Regions from separate parts of the Homo sapiens genome. Here region 2 is linked to region 1. A link is a loop called in an ENCODE intact Hi-C map of the cell type or tissue named here. Cell type or tissue: HCT116. All regions are shown on one strand. Each heading gives the region's core, and the rest is flanking DNA. Links, peaks and the distances in the headings are about the cores only.

Region 1 (2,928 bases), core at 134-2,633:
TCAAGTTGCATTTATTTTAATGTGCCAAGCCTACTACAGGTGCACTATGTATATTTTAACACAGGACAAATTTGGCAAGGGAAATTTTTACATTGTATGTCAGAATATTCATCTTTTGGAGATTTGGCAGTTGCTGTAGCTATCGTTGCTTAGACTTTGAAATAAATGTAAAATGTAGTCAAAAGAGCCTAGGACTAAGAGTTGAAAGAAGTAATACAAATTGCTTGTTACTCAAGTTGCAAAATCTTTCTATGCTTCATTTTCATAAAAGACATGAAGACCATTCAGTGTCTTAATAATTACTTATGCATAATAACCCCTTGTGATAACGTTAATGAAAATTTGCCCTACCTAGCTTGTAGTGAGGACAAAGAGATAATGTTTATGAAAGTGATTTATAATCTGTAAGCACAAAGTAAACACAAACAAGATATTAACTGTGATGGCTAATTTAATGTGTCAACTTGACTAGGCCATTACGTGCCCAGATAATTGGTCAAACACTGTTCTGGTTGTGTCTGTGGGATGCTTCTGTATGAAACTAACATTTGAATTGGTAGACTGAGTAAAGTAGATTGCCCTACCCAATATGGGTGGGCCTCACCCAATCCTTTGAGTAAGGGAGAATTTGCATGCTCTCTCTGCCTAACTGTCTTTGAACTAGGATACGGATCTTCTATTGCGTTTAAACTAATTCAGACTGGAACTTGCACCACCAGTTCTCCTGGTTCTCAGGCCTCTGAACTCAGACTGGAATTATACCATTGACTCTCTGGGTCTCCAGCTTGCTGACTACTACTATCTTGGGACTTCTCAGTCTCCATAATCACATCAGCCAATTCTTTAAAATGAATGAATAAATAAATAAATATACTATTGGTTTTATCGCTGAAGAATCTTGATTAATACACTAGCTATGAAAAATATTTATTTCTTACACCCGTGAGTTGGATAATTTAAAAGAATGACTAGTGGGCAGTTGTGTCAATCAACCAGTTTCATGACAACATCTATGCCCAATGACAATCCTGAAAATTCCATACCCCTCTCCTCCACCACATCCTAAAATCACTAAAAGGACTAAAGATTCCAAGGTGGTATAGGACAATCCCAGCTAGAGCAATGCTGAATTTATTTCCAGGATAACCCATTTCCACACAGCTTGTCCTCTTGACCCTTAGACTGCTTCACAGTCACACAAAAGAAAAGAAAATGAGATTTCATAGTTTTAAAAATGAGAAATTACAAAGCACCATACTAAGCAAAAATTGCCATTATGGATCTAATTTATCTCACTGTGACAATGTCTTATAGATTTCATGTTCCTCTGGAGAAGGTTTCTGTGTGTTCCTGGTCATTATCACACTCTCACAGTGATGCTTGTCTTTGCAATAACATAGCTGTAATAATCGTACACCCTCCACTATTTTCACAGGCTTTTTGTTTTGTTTTCCTTAAACCTTCTCTAAATTAAGTATTTAAGATATTAAATGCCCTCAGTACAAAGTTAAATAAGGAGAAACCATCTGAGGCACAATCCTCATCAACGATAATGAAACAGTGTCACAGTTTTATTCACTTGTAGGATTCTATTTCTGTAATGCTTCATGTCAGACACAATGGATTAGACTCTCATTGGAAGGGAATAAAAAGGTCTAGGTTAGTCTGCCCTCTAGTGTAGCTCACTGGTTCCTAAAATAAACTGGTGAAACGTGTCCTGGAAGCTGATTGTGCAATTCTGTCAGAATGGCAAGTTGCCATCATTGCCAGCACCAGATTTTCACATCTCCCTCCTCTATGGGAGCTGCAGACTTTTCTAGCATCTAATGTTAGCTATATGACCTAATGAAAAGAAATTCATATGAAACACACCCTCCCGAACCTATGCTTGATTGAAGTCAGTGTTACATGGCAATCCTTGACCATGGTTTTTGTCAATTGTTCCTATTTCAGGAGAACACGGATACAAATTAATAAAAGGGCATGTTTTTGATTCAGAAATAAGGGTTTTAGAAAGAACTTCTGAAATAGAGCGATTTAGTCTAAGAACTGTTACTGGCATGGGCTAATCTCTTTGAGACAGTCTGGTCTATTCATATAGTAAAGCACCCTCCTCCTTGGCTGGCCCTTCTGATGGAGAGTTTGCTGCAGCATGGATCTGATGTTGGACTCCAGGGGCATTGTGAGCAAGGAAGAAACATCTCTGCATTCCCTGTTTTACACCTTCCCTTGAATTCTGATTTACAGTTAAAAACTAACGTGCCTTGGGGGATAGTTTTTGATAACTCTGCAGTTTATATTCAACTTCATAAACACCTTTTGTGTTTTATAAGAGTCTAAATTTTGCAAGTGATATGTTTGTGTAGGTCTGAAAGCATTCCTGTTAGAGATCAGTTCCAAAGCATTTCAGACAAATAAATACAATGTAAAATTATCTTCTTAAAATTTATTTTCAAGGCCCTGTGATATGTTTACCTGGAAAACTCAAATGTTTCACTTGATCCCAATCTGATCTATATTTCCCTGCTGGTTTCCACGCCCCCTTGGTCCATGCCCCAAAGCAATTTGGCTAAGTGATGATAGTCTTTTGTTTCTAGGCACCTCCTAACCACTACCAATTTCAGAAAATATCAGGTCCTGACCTTTACAAAAAAAAAAAAAAAGTTTTTGTAATTATAGATTATGTGCAAATTATATATATTTATATGCAAATACACACATAATAAGTCTGCAAAACATAAAAATGTCCTCTATTTAAATTTCTGTTGTTAAAGCAGCGGTTCAGTAGGGCTCAGTGTGATGACCCATGGAGCACACCAGCCCCCAAGAGCACCATCACAGACTTACCTGATTGATTGTTGGCATAAGGCCGTCCTTAAACCATCAAGTTGCGTTTCTTCACAGTTGAAGTATAAATACAACTTTGAT
Region 2 (2,928 bases), core at 100-2,599, 280 kb before region 1:
AGGGAGCCTTTTCGTTTTGTGCTTTTTCTGGCACTAAGAAATACAGACACTTGTGATTTACTACTGGGCACTTATAGGAATGGAGTCAACTATTTCCTAAGAAACTCAAAGACTGAAATGAGAAATTCAGAAAATAAAAATATTTTCTGTGTTAGAAAACTATATACCAGAAAGCCTGAAAAGTGAGGCAAAGGGCACGAAATTCTGGTTAATAAGATGTTGTAGATTAGTGAGAACTTGAAAATGTTTTTGCTTCTAGTATATTTTTTGGAATTTCTAAACTATATTAGCTCCCTTTCTTACCTTAGGAATTACAGTATTGTGATCATGTGAGAAGATAGTTCTAAATATTAATAAATATTTTTAACTTCATCAAATACGTCTTTGAAGATTTCGTGTTTTGATGTTTGAGGTCATAGTACCATAACATAGAGCAGGGATGCAGCATTGAAGAATTAAAGGGCGCCAAGTTAGAAATCTAAGAATCCAACTTTATCATTTATCAATTCCATACCCTCGAGCCAGTCATTTAACCTCCAAAGTTTCAGGTACTTTAGCTGTAAAATAAATGGAAAAGGATATCTCTACCATGTTACACTCTGTATTCCTACCCAGCTCAAAAACAGGAACTTACTAATACTTCTCACCACACAGGCAAGTCTTTGGGACTGCTGTGATTTGGTTATTTGTTTGTCCTCACCCAAAGCTCATGTTGAAATTTGATCCCCAATTTGTGGTGGTGTGGTTGGGCCTAGTGGAAGATATTTGGGTCCTGGGGGCAGATTCTTCATGAAAGGCTTGGTGCTATCCTCCAGGTAATGAGTGTGCGTTCTCCTTCTGGCTAGACAGAATTAGTCCTCATGGGAATGGGTTATTTCCCTTGAGCATGGGTTGTTATAAAGAAAGAGAGGTCCCACTTCCTGTTTGGTCCCACTTCATACATGCCTGCTTCCCCTTTGACTTCCTAGGCCATGTTTTGATGCAGCACAAAAGCCCTCACCAGAAGCCAAGCAGATGCTGGTGCCATGCTTCTTGTACAACCTGCAGCACTATGAGCCAATTAAGCCTCTTTTCTTTATGAACTGTCCAGCCTCAGGCATCCCTTTACAGCACCCCAAATGGGTTAAGACAGGGATCAAGCACCAGCTATTCTCTTTACTTCTTACTTCTCCTCCTAGGAAGAAGGAATGACTTAACTGATTGAAGCAATTAGAGTCAAACATCTATTAGTCATGGTTTCTGTTTTTGGAAGAGATAATGCATCAATTGTCACTGTTTATGTGTGGTCTTTTTTTTTTTTTTTTTGAGACAAGACTTTTAGCTTTGTTGTCAATTGCTCCAGAATCAAGAAGCGGGGTGGGGCAGGGTGGGGGATAAGTCATTAACTGGTAATCTGCAGTGATCTCAACAATAATATTTGTGATGTCAGTTCCGGATCAAGAGAGTAGAATGAGCAACAAACTTCCCATCAATCTCAGGACTCCCTGGAAATCCTAGTGATTTTAAGATATATAAAAGTAACAAAAAATGGATTTCATTAACAAAGAAGATAATTGGAGAGAGTTAACATCTGAACAGAGATTCCAACACATTTTTGAAATACAGAAAGAGAATAAAAACCTATTGAAATATGAAATGGAGCAGAGCAAAGTGCAGATGCAAATCCAGTAAGAGCAGACTGCAGTGGAGGTGGAGGTGAAAGTCAGTATTCTCACTGGAGGCACCAAATGAAGTTGGCAAATGAGGCAGAAGGCAGACATGGGAAGTCGAGCAAACGGGATTATCCGGAGGTCTTTGAACCAAATTTCTCCCCAGTGCCTCTCATCCCTCTTTCCCTACACCAGCAAGTGGAATCTCCTTGATAAATAAAGTGGCTGAACTGCTTAGGCTTTTATTGGGGGTATAGAGGTTTAAAACCTCTTTGTTTTAGCATTTAGGGAAACTGCAACCTGTCAGCTGATATCCATATCACTCATATTGAAACAAAGCAGGTCGTTTAACACGCCCTTGCCTACATACATAAACTGCCAGTCAAATTTCAAAGCAGTGAAGGGGAGTTTTTGAGAAAAGACCTATTCACACAGCAGCGGAGGAAACCTACACAAATTAACTAGAATAATGAGCCCCATTCTTTATTCTTAAAAGTGATTGGATAACAAATATACATGTTATATATATATATATATATATTTATATATATATATATATATATATATATATATATATATATATATATGTATGAAAACCAAAAGCACAAAGTAAAAGACCAAATTAATAAAACAGAAAAACCAACTCTGCAGAAAACAGAAGATAACTTAATAATAACAGCATTTATATTGCACTTATTTGAAGTCAGGCATTATTCCAAGAGCTTTATATATATTAACTCATTTCTTCCTGAGAACTATCTTACAAAATATGAATTTTTACCATCTCCATTTAACAAATAAGAAAACTGAAGCACAGGGAGGTGGAATGAGTTACTGCTGTGTGAAAGGGCTGTATACGGGAAGCAGTCCCCAAATGCTGCAGGAGTTGAGAAACCAAAGAGCCATGCAGACAAATTCAGTTTGCCGATAAAGGGTGCTTCATTGAGGGAACTTGCAGACAGAAATGCGGTCTTGAGCAGCAGCAAGACAGGTAGATCTCCACACTGTTACTCCCCAGATCCAAGGCTTGTAGACCACAGGGAAAGGGTGTATGTGCTCCAGCAACACAAAGGCACCCTCCAGAAGAGGCAAGAATACTATACGCATCACAGCCTATAATTTCTGCAACAACATCAAGGTTGACAAGTTCTTACACTAAGGACAGTAAATAAAGCAGGAATCAAGGAGCATTCATGATACTGGAGCTAATCAGAAATCAACATGGCAGATTAGCATGAAAATAGGGCCACTTTGGTTTCCACAGTTACCCACAGTTATA

What was found. A loop is a pair of places that touch in the nucleus more often than their neighbours do. Peaks named below come from ENCODE experiments on the same cell type or tissue, not always from the same donor. Only the 100,000 strongest peaks of a DNase experiment are listed, where the experiment ranks them.
Region 2: a loop joins it to region 1, with 2.2 times the contacts of the local background. A loop is called at or near these places in 1 of 110 quality-filtered maps.

The regions. Positions count from the first base shown.
Region 1 is chr5:82,640,308-82,643,235 of GRCh38, reverse strand. No RefSeq gene overlaps it. Among named protein-coding and RNA genes, the nearest start is that of MIR3977, 200 kb to the left of the region's middle. In HCT116, for the core only: a CTCF peak has its summit at 1,688 (motif pointing left); a DNase peak (open chromatin) is centred at 1,685.
Region 2 is chr5:82,916,832-82,919,759 of GRCh38, reverse strand. All of the region lies in intron 2 of LOC107986430 (a long non-coding RNA gene), which reads right to left. All of the region lies in intron 2 of LOC105379051 (a long non-coding RNA gene), which reads left to right. Among named protein-coding and RNA genes, the nearest start is that of LINC01338, 58 kb to the right of the region's middle. In HCT116, for the core only: no CTCF peak of the experiment used is centred there; a DNase peak (open chromatin) is centred at 1,359; H3K27ac peaks cover 510 bases.